Linked DNA regions of Homo sapiens: regions 1, 2 and 3 are each linked to region 4. Evidence: chromatin contacts called from ENCODE Hi-C or POLR2A ChIA-PET data. All regions are on one chromosome and are shown on one strand. The core of a region is the stretch at or near the end of the contact, and the rest is flanking DNA. Distances in the headings are between cores, read along the strand shown.

What was found. A loop is a pair of places that touch in the nucleus more often than their neighbours do. ChIA-PET counts read pairs that join two places held with the same protein, here RNA polymerase II (POLR2A). Pooled maps may share reads with other maps.
Region 1: a pooled map of gastrocnemius medialis shows a loop between it and region 4 (10-fold over the local background). The contact joins the enhancer-like site here to the promoter of PPP1R12B in region 4. A Hi-C loop is called at or near these places in 4 of 50 pooled maps. POLR2A ChIA-PET finds 5 or more read pairs at or near these places in 3 of 52 experiments (H1, MCF 10A and activated CD4-positive, alpha-beta T cell).
Region 2: a loop to region 4 is called in a map with no recorded cell type, with 2.9 times the contacts of the local background. The contact joins the promoter of ELF3-AS1 here to the promoter of PPP1R12B in region 4. A Hi-C loop is called at or near these places in 1 of 37 single-sample maps with no recorded cell type and 1 of 50 pooled maps. POLR2A ChIA-PET finds 5 or more read pairs at or near these places in 1 of 52 experiments (activated CD8-positive, alpha-beta memory T cell).
Region 3: a map of B cell shows a loop between it and region 4 (6-fold over the local background). The contact joins the promoter of RNPEP here to the promoter of PPP1R12B in region 4. A Hi-C loop is called at or near these places in 1 of 168 maps with a recorded cell type or tissue (B cell), 1 of 37 single-sample maps with no recorded cell type and 8 of 50 pooled maps. POLR2A ChIA-PET finds 5 or more read pairs at or near these places in 2 of 52 experiments (Caco-2 and activated CD8-positive, alpha-beta memory T cell).

What each region holds. Positions count from the first base shown.
Region 1 is chr1:201,881,782-201,885,704 of GRCh38, reverse strand. It overlaps IPO9 (importin 9), which reads right to left. Exons shown (of 24, transcript NM_018085.5): 24 at 1,414-3,923. Among named protein-coding and RNA genes, the nearest start is that of SHISA4, 5.2 kb to the left of the region's middle. RefSeq lists enhancers at 1,729-1,798, 2,899-3,398. Within about 2 kb of position 2,440, at least 15 of the 41 ENCODE cell types and tissues checked have a DNase peak (open chromatin) inside an H3K27ac peak, as active enhancers do.
Region 2 is chr1:202,008,799-202,012,713 of GRCh38, reverse strand. It overlaps ELF3-AS1 (ELF3 antisense RNA 1), which reads left to right and starts at 2,361. Exons shown (of 2, transcript NR_146472.1): 1 at 2,361-2,914. ELF3 (E74 like ETS transcription factor 3) reads right to left here and starts at 2,127. Exons shown (of 9, transcript NM_004433.5): 1 at 2,008-2,127; 2 at 1,415-1,585; 3 at 536-757; 4 at 278-370; 5 at 1-74. The coding sequence starts at 1,577. RefSeq lists enhancers at 293-1,227, 1,228-2,161, 3,888-3,915.
Region 3 is chr1:201,981,086-201,985,057 of GRCh38, reverse strand. RNPEP (arginyl aminopeptidase) reads right to left here and starts at 2,410. Exons shown (of 11, transcript NM_020216.4): 1 at 1,945-2,410. The coding sequence starts at 2,391. RefSeq lists a silencer at 1,825-2,504 and an enhancer at 2,715-2,774.
Region 4 is chr1:202,346,900-202,350,615 of GRCh38, reverse strand. PPP1R12B (protein phosphatase 1 regulatory subunit 12B) reads right to left here and starts at 1,917. Exons shown (of 24, transcript NM_002481.4): 1 at 1,474-1,917. The coding sequence starts at 1,764. RefSeq lists enhancers at 1,649-1,958, 1,630-2,170.

The DNA of each region.
Region 1 (3,923 bases), core at 1,191-3,690, 470 kb after region 4:
TCCATGCTCCTCTATCAGAGCAGACTAACACAGGCATTCCTGAGGCCTTCCTTACTTTCCTGGGCCATGAGCCCTGGAGGCTCCATCCCACCCTGGTCCTACCCCACCCATGCTGTTTGGCCGTGGAGGCTCCTGCCTCCACTTTTGTCTGGCCAGTGGTTTGTTGAACCATTCCAAGATAAGGGAAACTCCATTCCTTTCCTAATTCCTGCCTCTGGTCAGTCAGTGCTCTCCAGGAATGCACTCTACATTACTCTGCCCTCCTTTTTTCTATTCCTCCTTGCCCAGCCTCTGGCAACCCAACTCCTGCAGACAGGTAATTATACATTCCCCCACTCCATAGGACCCTGAGTTCTTTACTCTGATTTAATGTCAGATCCTTCCTGGAGGGTCTTGGACACATTAATTCTCCTTGCAGTCCACAGCTAGGAAGAGTAAGGCCTAGGACAGCACCAGGACTTGGCCAAGTCTCATGGCTTAGTTGGGGAACCAGGTCTTTTGGCTCTCACTGCCCCGGAATAAACAAACATCTCTCTTAAATCAGAATGCTTTTCTTGGCATCCAGCTTTAATCTTTCTTGCTGTAAATGAAAGACTGTCTCCTGTTTGTCCTCTTGGTGGGAGGGACTAGCAAGTGGAGGGTGGGTGAAGGACAGTGAGGATGAGCCTCACTGCTGCCAAGCTACTGGTAAGAAGGTGTACTCTTCCATGTAACAAAGTTGCACAAGTATCCTATACATTTATATATATATATATGGAGCACTCTTCTCCAGAAGGACTTTCTACCAATGCCTTTGTAGGATTGCCTCTCCCAGAACGCCAGGCTTCTGCTTGTTTGTAGAGAGCCCAGGACAGCCTGGGCCTCAGGAAAGAAGAGGGTGTAGCCAGGCTGGCTTGGATGGCAGCTGTGAGCAGCCCCCTACTCAGGCACACTCTGGGTGGCTGTGGGAGCAGCAGCAGTCCCAGGCAGCCAAGGCCTGGCCTCAGGAGCCCAGCCCAGCCAGTGGGGCAGATGGTGAGGGCCAGGTTATCTTTAAATGGCACCTTACTCAGCCTGCCACTCTGCCAGTTGGGCAGGATGGCGGTAGACAAGTGTTATTTTGGGATCTGAGGGCAAGGGAGGAAGGCTCTGTTTATAGCTCTCTCCTTTCTGAACCTACTCTCTCTCCTGGGGAGGATTTGGGGCCATGGGCCTCAGCCCTCCAGCTGACCCTTTCCAACCTAAGGTTTCTGTTTTCAGCCTAGCTGTTAGCCATCTGCACAGATGGGAGTGTTGAATCTACAGAGGCACAGGGTTTCTCAGAAAGGCCAGCTCTGTAAAGGCAGGTTTAGGTGGTGACAACTGCATTAGACTTGGGATCAGACTAATAATAGGTAACATTAACACTTACTATGAGGCAGCACTACGAAGTGCTTTGTGTTATATTAACTTTATTTAATCCTCACAATCACTCCATGAAACAGATAACTAGTATTACACTTGTTCTGTGGATTAGGAAATGGAGACATAATTTAAGCAGCTTGTCCAAAGTCACCCAACAGGCAAGTGGCAAAGCCAGGGTTCAAATCCAGGCAGTCTAGCTCCGGAGCCCATGCTCTGAACCACTAACTAGATATGAGTCCTGCTCTGCCACTTACTGGTTCTGCAAACTTGAAGGAACCACTCCCCCTCTGGTCTTGGCTTCCTCTTTTGGAAACGGACTACCGTTCGGTTCAACCCACTAGAATCCCCAAGTTAGAACTGGCAGAGACACTCTGATCCATTGTGTCTCTCTCCCTGTTCAAGGGAAAAAGAACTTACTCAAGGTCACACAACCGGGCACTGGCCCTAGTTTCTGTGCTCTTGCTGTGAACCTCCCTGTGGCAGGGATGAGTCAGCGGAGCTGACGAGGGATATTAGTTATGAATTTGCAATCACAAAATCAGGTGTGGAAGAAATACATTTATTTTCTTTTAACCAAAATAGATGAGAATGAGTCTCTATCCTGCTACCTGGTTTGTTGTTATTATGGTTTGTTCCCCTCTCCAGAATCACGAAAAGGTCCTGGGGTCTCACACAGTGCAAAACATTGAGGTGAGCCCTCTAAGCCTTGGTCTGCACAGGTTCTGCTCATACATGCTCTTAAGCTTGCAAATTCAGAAGTGTTGGTCTGTGTGCCCCAGGTACAAGAGACCTTCCCAGGGAGCCTTGGTGACCAGGGCCCAGCATCCCTGGGGACTCCATGCAGCCTTTTCCCTAGGAAGTTCTATCATCTCCAGGTGCTTTGCCACAATCAGGGCAGGAGTCTCACCGCTCATAGGCCCCGTGGACTTTTTTGTCCCCTACTTATCTTTTGGAAAACTACCCCCCTTTTTCTCTCCCCTTCTTCCTCCGGGACCCTGGGCCTAATTGCAGTTCACTAGAGCTTTCACCATAGGGTCCAGAAGCACAGCTATTCTCATGCAGTCCTGCTGTCCACCCTACAAAAGCAACTAAGGCAAGGAAATGCAAAGAATTCAGGTATGTTCTTGGACTAAGTTGTTGGGGGGGGGGGAATCTAGTGAAAGCAAATTAATACACCGATAGTTTATGTCACACAGCTAACCACAGAAAAACTGCTTAGTAGGTGGAAGGCAAGAGCTGGGCCTACCACCTGTTTCTATCATGTTCCTCAGGCAGGGCTGCAGTGCTACAATTCATTCCTCAGAGCTGTCCTCCCAAAGGCTCACCAAGACCCTAATTTAGCAGCAGCATGTGTGAAATTGAACTGAGTCACAGTGTAATCCAGTGAGTCAGGAAGAATGAGCCAAACATAGCTCCCAGCTATGGGTGGGGGATAGGATGGGACATCTTCCACCACTAGAGGTGCTTTAATGAAGTCATCCTTAATTCTAACTACAATCCTGTGAGGTAGGTATTAGTTCCCTATTTTACAGATGAGGGAACCAAGGCTTGAAGGAAACGTCACTTGCCGCAGCTATGTAATCATGCCAAGTCAGAACAACTCAAGCCTGGGAGGGACTTCTAGGCCTCCTAGTCAGGCCAGTAGTTCCTCATTGCTTTTCTTCCTACAGCACATTTGCTACCATATCATGTATTCTACACAGGTTTAAAAACCCTAGTATACTTTTCAATTTTAGGAAGCCAGCAGTAATGCCACCCTTTTCCCAGTTACTCAAAAAAGGAAAAAACTGGAATGTAAGTGTCATTAGATGGCAAATGTTGACCTGTACCATCCATTAGGGAAACTTAAATTCACAAAACTTGTTTTTTTTTTTGTTTTTTTTTTTTTTTGAGGCAGAGTGTCGCTCTGTCGCCCAGGCTGGAGTGTAGTGGCATGATCTTGGCTCACTGCAACCTCTGCCTCCCGGGTTCAAGCAATTCTCCTGCTTCAGCTGCCTGAGTAGCTAGGATTATAGGCATGCGCCACCATGCCCAGCTAATTTTTTTGTATTTTTAGTAGAGACGGGGTTTCACCATGCTGGCCAGGCTGCTCTTGAACTCTTGATGTCGTGGTCCGCCTGCCTCGGCCTCCCAAAGTGCTGGGATTACAGGTGTGAGCCACTATGCCCGGCCTACAAAAATTGGAATTTTATTGCGATTACTTTTGGGTGCTTTGCTACTGGAATCTTGGTAAAGTATGGTTAAGACCTAGTCTAAATCCCCGTGAGAATGGGGAATTTTCCCGTGACTGCTAACTAAAGGTCTAGCCTCTGATCGAGCACTTGGATTGATGAGGAGGAACTCACTGCAACATTTTAAGACAATTCATTCCACAGCTCTCACTTTTGGAAAATCCTTACTTGTCAGTCTTTAAGTCCTACTGACTTTATCTTGTCAACATCTCTAATCCAGCTCTTCCACCCTATCCCCTCTAGTTACAACCTTAGTTCAGGCTCTGGGTTTTCCCACCTGGACTGCTGTAGCTGCTGCCAGACTGCATT
Region 2 (3,915 bases), core at 1,112-3,611, 340 kb after region 4:
ACAGCTGCCGGGGTGGTAGGGGCTGGCTTGCTGACCGTCGTCCAGCAGCTCCTGGGCAAAGGGGCTGCCCTGGTCTGGGAAGAGGAGGTGAGAACTCAGAGAGGGCTCAGGGGACCAGACCAGGACAGGTGATGCTGCCCATGGGTCTGATGACCTGCTGCAATTTTTCTAATTGAGGGAGGAAGAAGTCTGGGGAGGGGGTCATCTCTAGCACTCTGTGGAGGGGCAGGGATGGGACAAGACAGGCTGGGGAAGGAAGGAGAAAACGGGTTCTCACCAAAGGGCCCTGGGTCTAGGGCCTCCTGGAAGGCCATGCCATCCTTCTCCAGCAGCTCAATGATCCAACTGAGCTCATCAGAAGAGCTGGAAGCTGACAAGGAAGGAAGGAAGGGTCACACTCCCCTAATCCCTCCCTCAAGGGCTCTCTCTGGCTGTGCAGCTGGCCCAGAGCTCCAGGGCCTGCCTACGGCCACACTGAACTCGACTCAGCTCAACATGTGGAGCTGCTCCCCAGCCTCCAGGGGCCTGGACTCACTGAGGTCTCGCAGCTGGGCATGGAGTTGGTCCCCCAGAGGCCCAAAGACCAGACGCAGCTCCTCAAGGGCACAATTGCAGAGGGTGGCGCCATCCATGTCACATCGTGAGAAGTCAATGGCGCTTGCGTCGTACTTGTTCTTCTCCACTTGGTAGCTGATCCAGTCCAGAACCTGCGTCTTCGACCAGAACTGGGGCTGTTCCCCCAACCAGCTGGCCTTCTCTGCAAGGGCCAGGCAGGGAAACAGGCTCAGCTCAGGCCACCCAGCAGACCTTACAGCCCCATTTTTTTTTTTTTTTTTGAGATGGAGTCTCACTCCTGTCACCTAGGCTGGGGTGCAATGGCACAATCTCGGCTCACAGCAACCTCCACCTCCCAGGTTCAAGCGATACTCCTGCGTCAGCCTCCCCAGTAGCTGGGATTATAGGTGCCCACCACCACGCTGGGATAAATTTTTTTTTGTATTTTTAGTAGAGACGGGGTTTCACCATGTTGGCTAGGCTGGTCTCGAACTCTTGACCTCAGGTGATCCGCTCAGCTCAGCCTCCCAAAGTGCTGGGATTACAGGCGTGAGCCACCACTCCCAGCCCACACAGCCCCATTCCTGGAGCACACTGGGGATTCACACCTCAGCCCTTGGAGCCATCCCAAGAGTAGGGGCAGGAGGTAGCATTCACAACACCCTTGTCCTGGTATCTGACACCTCCCTCTGCCTGTCACAGCCCCACAACCCCCAGCACCTCAGTCACTAAGTCTCAGCCTCTAGCCCTGGAATTTGCCTAGAGACCCTCCTCCCTGCCTATTCCCCCATTTGTCTAACAGGCCCTTAGATGGATCTGTCTCCCACTCCGTGCCCCATCCCACCCCGCTGAGACCCACCTGTACCCTCCAATGACATCTGGGGGTTGCTCAGGGTCAGTACCAAGTCATCGGCCCCAAAGGTGGCAGCAGGGGGAACAGAGGCCAGGGTGGAGTCCTCCGAGCTGTACATCGCACTGAAGTAGTTGCTAAAAATGTTGCTAATCTCACAGGTTGCAGCCATGAGGCTACCTGTGGGTAGGGGGAGAGAGGATGAGGTTGGTGAGGGGACGAGGGTCCTCTCCTTACACTCCCAGCTACTCTGCTTTGCCCAACCCTGGGCAAGAGTAGCCCCCAGGGGCAGGAAGATCAGCAACTCTGCGGACACCGTCTCTTCAAGAAGGGCTCCAAGATCTCAGACCAGGGCAGGACCACAGGAGCCTCCAGCTGGGCTTCCCTCCTCAGATCTCTGGGGCCCTGGAGCCAGACTAGCGGCGTCATGGCCATTCTGCCTTCCCAGAGACAATCTCTCTCTGTTCTTTGACCCTCAGGACACCTACGCTCTTGCTCGGAGATCCTAGACTGGAGTGTGCAGGTTCAGAACTGCAAATCCTCTGGACCCCTCTGCAGTTTCCCAAGAGCTGGGCTAGGGAATGACAGGCGGGGAATCCTACCGGAGTGGCGGAGTCCGGCTGTGGCAGGCAGGCCGGCAGGCGGGAGAGAAATCCAGTTCCGCCAGGTAGCGCTGAGGTATCTGGCCGCTGCGCTCCCCTACCCGGCTCTAAATAGAGCCTGGAGGGAGCTCCTCCCTGAGCTCAGGGCTTTATAGTGTGTCCCCTGCAGTAACCTGAGCTGGTGTCTCATTGGATGGAGGGGATTTCCTGGCCTTTAGACTGGGCTCCTGGCCCCAGGTGATTTGCATATTCAGTGCCACTTGGCCCGGATCTTAGCAGGCAGTGCTGGGAAATCAGGCCCGGCTGGTTTAATGATTGTCAGAGTCTGTCATCCCGCACCCTCTGGGGTTGGGCACGGGGCACTGGCCTGGGCAGGTGGCGGGAACGTTGCTGGGGTGGGCATCTGTGCTTTCGGCTGCCCTCTGGCCCAGGAAATTCCTCCCAGGGGCCAGGCCAGAGATGGGCCAGGCAGGGGGAGGGCAAGTGAGGGAACATGAACCCCTGGCTGACCTGAGTCAGAAAGCTGCTGGCCCCTAAATTCCAGAGATTCAGCAACAAAGAGGCCTAGTAGGGAGAGGAGTTACTAGGTTTAGGGGTTTTTCCCAGAACACCCAGGACTCTGGCCAGGGGCTGGAAGGTGCTCCAGGCTCAATGCTGGGCAATACTCATGGATTAATTGGTGCTGGCTGGGCCTGCCAGCCTAGTCGTGGCCCCAGGGTCCCCACTAAAGGGCTCCTTCTCCAGCGCCCACTCTGTTGGCAAGGTCTTCACTACCATCACCTGCCTGGACTCCATCCAAGCATCAGGGTTGCTGCAGTCGCTCCTGAAGAGACCCGGCTCTGCTTGAAAGTTCTTCCCTCAGCGCCTGCTGGAGCCCTCCCTGCCGGAGTTGCCAGAATCCACACGGGTAAGTTCATCCCTGCTCTCTGGACCCCATCTAATCTCTGGTTCACTCGGCCCAGTTTTCCAGTACCTTCTGCTGCCCTCTAGTGGTCAGAAGCCTGACTACCTGGGTCACGTCATTCAAAGAAGAGGGAATGCATAGTATTAATATATTTACCAAGCACTTTTCAACATATTCTCTCATTTAATCCTCACACCAAAAAAGTCCTGTAAGGAATGCATGGTTATTCCCATTTTATAGACATGAAAGTTGCAGTGTGGAGGGTTCCCTTAGAATGGCTTGCCCAGGCCACACAGAGTTGGTGAAGGGGTGGAGCTGAGATTCACATCCAGGTATGCAGGTGTGTTGTACACAAAACCCTCGCTCTTTCCCTGCACAGGATTCAATGTCTTCGGGCTTCAGAGTCTTCCCATCCAGCTCCATGGCCAGAGCCCTTGCCTTCCCTGTGGGCAGAGTCCCCCATGTCTGTGGTTGTCTCTATGGACTCAGCCCGAAACACAATGGATAGTGTCTTATAGACCCTTCTTGAGACCCTGAATGGGGTAATACAGGTGGTTGAGGCAGGAGACTTGTAGCCAGCATCTGCAACTGTGTGATCTTGGATGAGACCCTTGGAGTCTGTGCTTGTTTCCCCATCTATAAAAAATGAGGTTGTCTGAATTTAATAATCCCTAAGATCTCTTCCAGATCTAGTATTTTGTTTATTTTGTTTTGAGGTGGAGTCTCGCTCTGTCGCCCAGGTTGGAGTGCAGTGGCGTGATCTCTGCTCACTGCAACCTCTGACTCCTGGGTTCAAGCGATTCTCCTGCCTCAGCTTTCCGAGTAGCTGGGATTACAGGCGCCCGCTGCCATGCCCGGCTTTCTGTATTTTTAGTAGAGACGGGGTTTCACCATGTTAGCCAGGATGGACTCGATCTCCTGACCTCATGATCTGCCTGCCTCAGCCTCCCAAAGTGCTGGGATTACAGGCATGAGCTACTGCGCCCAGCCCATATCTAGATTTT
Region 3 (3,972 bases), core at 1,161-3,660, 370 kb after region 4:
CCACAACCAGCTAATTTTTGTATTTTTAGTGGAGGTAGGGTTTCACCATGTTGGCCAGGCTGGTCTCAAACTCCTGACCTCAGGTGATCTGCCAGCCCTGGCCTCCCAAAGTGCTGGGATTACAGATGTGAGCCACCACACCCAGCCTGGAAACGAGATTTTTAAAAAGAACAATGTAGGGAGCTTTTTGATCCCTTCTCAAAAAAAAAAAAAAAAAAAAAAAAAAAAAAAAAAAAGAAAGAAATACAAAAGTTAGCAGTAAGAGCTAACACAGCTTACTTACCATGTACCACGCACCATATTAACCACTTATGGAAAGACAACTCATTTAACCTATGTCAAGCACTTAGACTAGTGCCTGGCTCATCTTATTAAATATTAGCCATCATCCCCCCTCCACCAAAATTGCTTACTCATCATCTTTGCTTTTTTGTTGTTGTTGTTAAAACAGGGTCGCACTCTGTTGCTCAGGCTGGAGTGCAGTGGTGTTATCAGGCTGTGAAAGGAAAATCTCTTGGGCCCCCAAAATCACTAAAGAAAACTCAACCTGGGAACCGCTTAGGGCACACCTGCCTCCCATTCTATTCAAAGCCACTACTCTGCTCACTGAGATGGATGCATATCTGATTTGCTTCCTTTGGAAAGGCTCATCAGAAACTCAAAAGAATGTAACCATTTGTGTATCACCTATCTGTGATCCGGAAGCCGCTTCAAGTCTTCCTGCCTTTGCTGCAAGTTGTCCCACCTTTTCAGACCCAACCAATGTACTTCTTACATATACTGACTGATGTATCATGTCTCCCTAATGTATAAAACCAAGCTGTGGGCCGGGCGCAGTGGCTCACGCCTGTAATCCCAGCACTTTGGGAGGCCGCCGAGGCAGGCGGATCACGAGGTCAGGAGTTCGAGACCAGCCTGACCAAAATGGTGAAATTTTGTCTCTACTAAACAATACAAAAATTAGCCGGGTGTGGTGGCGCACGCCTGTAGTCCCAGCTACTAGGGAGGGTGAGGTACGAGAATCGCTCGAACCCACGACGCAGAGGTTGCAGTGAGCCGAGATCTTGCCACTGCACTCCAGCCTGGACGAGAGTGAGACTCTGCCTCAAATAAATAAATAAAAGATTAAACTGTAAGCAAGCAGTTTACTATGAAACTTGCAACCAACTCTACCTGAGAGATAACTGGCAGCCACAGCCTAAGGACTCTCCAGGAAGGATTTTCTGACTCTTACAGACATAAGCCACATAACTCCATCCTCTTATTTCCAATATTTGCCCCGTCCCGAAAAAAAATTAAAGAGTTAACCAACAGTGAGAAGGCCAAATTATTATAATGCTTATAGCACCCTAATTCCAGTTCTCACTTTTACTCAAATTCTTTCGTTAATCAAATCCAGGACTTCACAGGAGGAAACAAAAACAAAGATAAGAGCTTTAACCGTGGAACTAGAAGGCAACACAGAACAAAGAGCTAGATCAACATCTGGCTAATTCTAGAGCCACCATAAAGCAGAGATAAGGTGGCTGATAATCAGGTACCTCGGCCCAAAAGTCCAAGAGGGCACTAAGTGAAGTGCATGAACAACAGGTCATCTAGAAAGCCACGGAAAATGTTAGAAACGGCAGTGTGCGATGAGCGGGAATGCGGCGCAATCTGGACAAGCCTCCAGGGCCAGGGAGGAGACGCGGAAGGACGGAAAGGGTGAAGGATGCACCGCCCAGTGGCTGGAGGAAGTCCAGAAGGAAACCAGGCAGCCCGGGAGGAAAAGAGGAAGCAAGGGGAGGAGGCCTAGAGGCGGCGCGCGGGGAGTAGGCCCCTCTAGGGACGCTCTGGAAGGGTCCTCCCTGTCCCTCCTCCCGGGTGGGGTAGGTGAGGGTGCAGGGCGGCTGGGGGCCGGAAGGGCAGGCAGGCAGCGGCGGGCGCAGTCTGGGGCGCACTCACCCCGGGTCCCTCCCCGACGCGGTAGGTGAGCAGCACCTGGAGGCGCTCGGCGGCGCGGCAGGGCTGCGGGAAGGACACGCACAGGGCCTGGCCATAGTGCGAGAAGGGCTGCGTGTAGAAGCTCACGGGCTCCGCAGGCGGCTCCTCCGAGCCGGGCCGCTCCCGCCGCAGCGCCGCCGCCGTCACCTCCAGGCACGGGTGCGAGTCCAGCCGCAGCTCGGCGGCGCCCTCGGGCTCCAGGCAGCGCAGGTCCAGGACCGCGGTGCCGCTCAGCCCCCGGCTCCCTGCGCCGGGCCCTGGAGGCCCGAACTCAGCCCGCAGGTCCAGGTGCAAGTGCAGCAGCTCAAAGGCCCGGAAGTTGGAGGCCGAGGCCACGTCCACAGCCTGCGCGGAGTGCAGCGGCCGCCGGGCCGCGCCGCTGCCGGGGGAATGCTCGCCGCTCGCCATGGCCGCAGAGCCGTTGCTCACCGGCCGGGCCGCGAACCCGAGGGGAGCCCCGCCCCGAGCGCCGCGGGCCCGCCCCCGCCGCGCGGGCCCCGCCCCCGAAATCTGCTCCCGACCGCATCCCCTCCCTGCGCTTTACCGCCCACTCTTCTAGCTGCACCCGTGCCTCGGGACTTAGGACAAAAGAGGCCGGTGGGATCGTGTGGCCCACGTTTGCCCACCCATATCCTACTGAGGTGTTCCAGTCGTCCCGGTGGGGCACCCTTCTCTGCTGACCCTTCCTGCTGCCTCATCTAGGCAGTGGCGTGGACTGAGCCCTGGCTGGGAAGGTCTGAGTTCCAGATCTCACACCCTGCGATAGGCCAGTTGTTAGAACTGTGTGTCACCTTGGGCAAGTCGCACAAGAAACATGAATCTTCCCGAGCCTTTTTCTGCACCAGTATAATAGAGTCATAATATCTGTGTATCTCACGAAGTAATGTGAGAACTCTACCAGGTAACCTGTCTAACACACTCAGCAAACAGTGAAACCCTGCACAACTTCACGGAATTCACACTGGATCGAGCCTCGTCCCCCAGCAACTCCAGGCACGCCTATCTTTCTATTGTTGGGTTAAGGGACAGGAATCAGCACCGCGCAATTTAAGGCCTGGCTGTCCATCGCATGTCACTTCTATTTCCCTTACTGTATTGTACCGCTTATTGAGCTAGGGTATTCTCCGCTGAATACTTTGTTTCTCTTCTGTACCAGTGGGTTGCAATGGGCCTTCTATGAATAGGAGCTAATCAATGATGATGTTTTTACCGTTCAGCTAGGAAATGAGATTTTTAAAAAGAACAATGTAGGGAGTTTTTCATTAAGGGAAATAGTATTCCGTTCTGTGCTTCCTAGTTTTGTAGAGTTGAAATTATTTTATTTCATGAAATAATGCTTATGGTAGATAATGACTTTAATATTCCATGTAAGTTCAATGTCAGGGTTTTTTGTTTAACTCCAGAAACCTTAGAAACCTGCTTTTCTGTAGCATTGAGAACAGCGCTTGGTACATATTAGACGTTGAATACTCCTATCTTGAAATTATTCAGTCTTCGATGCAATGCACTTTTGCTGAGTATCTGCTAGACACCAGTTGTTAAGCTAAGTGCCTGGGGTACAGTTTGAATAAGTCCGGCACAATTCCTCTTCCTATGGTGTTCATAGCCTAACTCACATTTTAGCAGACGCACAAGAAAACAGGTCACGACACTTCCACGTGCTGCGCTTGATACGGGAAGAAAAGGATGCTGGGGAGCACAACGAAGAGATGCCTAGCCTGATCCTTCTAGTTAAATATTGACAGAGGAAGAGGATGTCATCCTTAGCTAAAGGGTAAAAGATTTTAGGCTGGGTGTGGTGGCTCACGCCTGTAATCCCAACACTTTGGGAAGCTGAGGCAGGAGGATCGCTTGAGCCCAGGAGTTCAAGATGAGGCTACGCAACAGAGGGAGACCCCCTCTCTACAAAAACATTTTAAAAAATTAGCTGGGTGTGGTGATGCACACCTGTGGTCCTGGCTACTCAGAGGATGAGGTAGGGGTATTGCT
Region 4 (3,716 bases), core at 668-3,167:
AAGAAAAACAAGAATTCACCTTCCCAAAGAGTTCAGAAATTTAAAGTTTAGAATTTAATGTGGTTCTCTTAGCTTTTATCTCATTTTACATTCAGCTCCTTATTAAGTGAGATAGAGATCTCTGTGACATAAGTCTGAAAAATCCATGCCTATGGGCCACTTCTTTACTTTCTAACTTTGCACAAATAATTTTCCTGAGCTTCAGTTTCCTCATCTGTAAAATGAGAATAACAACACTACCTGCCACACCTACTTCAAAGGATCACTGCTGAAACTCACATGGGGTAAGACATATGAAATCAAACAGCAAAGCACTCTACAAATATTGGTTACTACCTCAGGTGGGGAAATATTATCAGCAGGAAAAAAAAATGGGTACAAAATAGGGTGAAAGAGTTTCTTCTACCTGAAATAGAAGGGTTGCAAACATAGTGAGAAGTAACTTTTTAAGCTATTGGCTAAATATATTTAGGGAAGTGGTCTGATATAAAGTTGAGTTATTATTTAGAAGTAGATTCTCATGCCAATACATTCACTTTGCACAGACGGCAGAAGAAGAAAAATACAAAAGATTAAGAGTGGGTGTCCGGCTCTCAGCTCACCAAAATAACTGATGAAGTTCCATTTGAGGAGAGAGGGGTAGTTAGTCATGGCAGTCAGTAGACAGAGAATATTGCTGCATTAGGTGACAGAAGTAAAGGTGTCGTTACCAAGCACAGATTATCCACAATCCATATAGTATAGCTATACATGGGGCATGGGATTTCTATAGAGCACTTTAGAAAAAAAAATAGAAAAATAGAAAAGCTATTCCATAAGTATCAAACAGAGGTAATTCAGTAACTTAGTTCTCCATAGGAAGCTCTCAGGGAGGTAGCACTGCTGAGAAGGAAGTTAAGATACCTAAAACAACGAGGTCCAGCGTGTTCTAGGAGCTGTAGCCTAGAGGCAACACAAACTGTTTTGAAGTACTACAAATCAACAAAACAAGAGGTGTGGTTTCAGACCTGCTTGTCTTTACCCAGTAAAGGGCTTTACTCTTTAAGTGATATAAGATATTCTATAACGGGGACACACAACAACTGAATTTTCTGAAAGGGCATCAAACAAATGACACTGTGCCTATGAGTGACGCGGTGTGCAGGCACGCCAACCAGACATAAGTGAAGATAACTAATCTACAGGGATAAGACCAGGGACAAAAATCACCAGTAACCATGACAACACAAGTAGGTGGAGGGAAATACAAACACTGACCAAGCAGCGGGGTGACGCTATTCCTAAGACCCTGGGGTCAGAAAAAGACTTGATTAGTGGAGGAAGCTGGCCAAGAATGAAACCGATTAGCCCAAAAGGGCAGTGTCCATGCAGAAGGAGTCGGCGGCAACACTGATACTCCCCATGGGGTGGCTCGCAGGGTCAAAGGCTCATCTGTAGGAGACTGGACGCCTCTAAGACCAAGAAAGGAGTTACCTGGTGCAGGGCTGTCAAGCCGTCCACGTTGACCGTGTTGATATCAGCACCTCTTGCCAGAAGCTTTCTCACCTCGTCGGTGTCCCCGCTAGAGCAGGCGGCCAGAAAGACAGCACCGTCCTCGAAGCGGACCCTGGGGCTCCCGCGCCTGGTCAGCGGCTGCCGCCCCGCGCCTCGTCGCTCCGCAGGCTCCTGCTCTGTCAGCGAGCCCCGCCAGCGCCGAAGCTGCTCTGCCCGCCGCATTCGCGCCGACTCTGCCCGCTTCCCTCCTAGGTGCTCCAGTTCCGCCATTGCTCCGGCCTCGGCAGCTGCTGCCAAAACTACCAACACTAAATTACTGTTGGGGCTCGAGTTGCCGCTGCCGCCTCTCTCAGAGCGCTTCAGCCCGGAGCAGAGGGCGGAGACCCTCGCGCCGCCATCTTTACTCCTCCCGCCAGTAGTACCGCCCGCACGCTCCCTCGGCTTCAATACGCAGGCGCTGCCCGGCCTCGGGTCATCACGGGACTCGTAGTAAGAGGCCTGCCCTAAGTGCACTTGGTGGCCGTAAGGGAACTACAAATCCCTGGATGCATCAGAAAAAAGGCGAGGACCGGCGGCTCTCTCTTTCGCCACGGGACCCAGTGGGGTCACCTTTGCCCTAAAGCTGGAACTGTCTCCTGGACTGGCGTCAGCCTCTTCCTCTGGGCATTTTGGGAGTTGTAGTTTATTCTTGTTATGACTAGTAACTAATCTTATCTCCCTAATTATCACATCAATTCTTTGGAGTGGAAAAAAGGCGGTAATTATTCCTGTTTTCTGGAGGAGAGAACTAAACATTAAGTACCTAAACGACTGGATTCTATATCCTAGTTCTAAGTCTAGGGTTTTATTAACATGTGTATTAATCACGGTAAATGTGAATGAGCGTGGGGAAGAGGAGCATACATACAGATACAGTATTACATGTTTTACATAAATACTGTCAACTTACTCCAGGCCCAGAAAAGATCTTGAAAATGATGCATTCAGATGTAGTGAAAAGAGTTTAAGCTGTGAATTTAAATTGAATTCACAGCCGCAGACAAATTACTTGACTTCTCTTAGCCAGTTTTCTTATGTGTAAAATGGGAATAACATCTCACAGGGTAGTCATGTGGATCAAATGAAATAATACATGCAAGGATGCCTAATACTATCTTTGGCACATATTGGATCCCAATAAATAATTTCTCTTCCTTCTCCCTCCTCCTCCTCCTCTACTCTTTTCATATACCTTAAATTTTTACAAGACAGAATAGATGTCTTCCATGATTTTTATTTCTTTTCTTTTGAGACAGAGTCTCACTCTGTCACCCAGGCTGAGTGCAATGGCGCAATCACGGCTCACTGCAGACTCAACCTCCTGGGCTCAAGCGATCCTCCCACCTCAGTCTCCCCAGTAGCTAGGACTACAGGTGCCCACCACCACACCCACTATTTTTTTATTTTTTTGTAGAGACAAGGTCTCACCATGTTGCCCAGGCTGGTCTGGAACTCTTAGACACAAGCGATCCTCCTGCCTCAGCCTCCCAAAGTGTTGGTATTACAGCCCTGAGCCACTGTACCTGTCCCATGATTTTTTTTTTCAAAGCTAGAGAAAGATACTATCAAGCATACTAAATCATACTAAATTCCTAAGGTAGCAAATAGAACATTTTTATATTCACCAAGACTGGGTTATAAAACATGTATCTGTCCGATTGTTTTGTTTTGTTTTGTTTTGTTTGAGACAGGGTCTCGCTCTGTCACCCAGGCTGGAGGGCAGTGGCATGGTCGTGGATCACTGTAGCCTCAACCTCCCAGGCTGAAGCGATCCTCCCACCTCAGCCCCCCAAGTAGCTGGGACTACAGGCCTGTGTCACTATGCCTGGCTAACTTTTGTATTTTTTGTAGAGACAGGGTTTTGCCATGTTGCTCAGGCTAGTCTTGAGCTCCTGGGCTCAAGTGTTCCACCCACCTCAGTCTCCCAAAGTGTTGGTATTACAGGCATGAGCCACCGCATCCGGCCAGTCCGATTGATTTAATAAGTATAACCTCCAGTGCTCTAGCCCTGAACAAAATACAATTAAATGTGTTACCCATAATGAAAGAGTACATATGCAAATGTTAGATTCTTTAAACGTTTCTGTATGTTTAAAATTTTTCATTTAAAAAATGTTGCAAAATGATTGGGGTATTGTAAAGGGAAACTTTATTATATTCTGTCATGTGAAAATTTGCCTGTT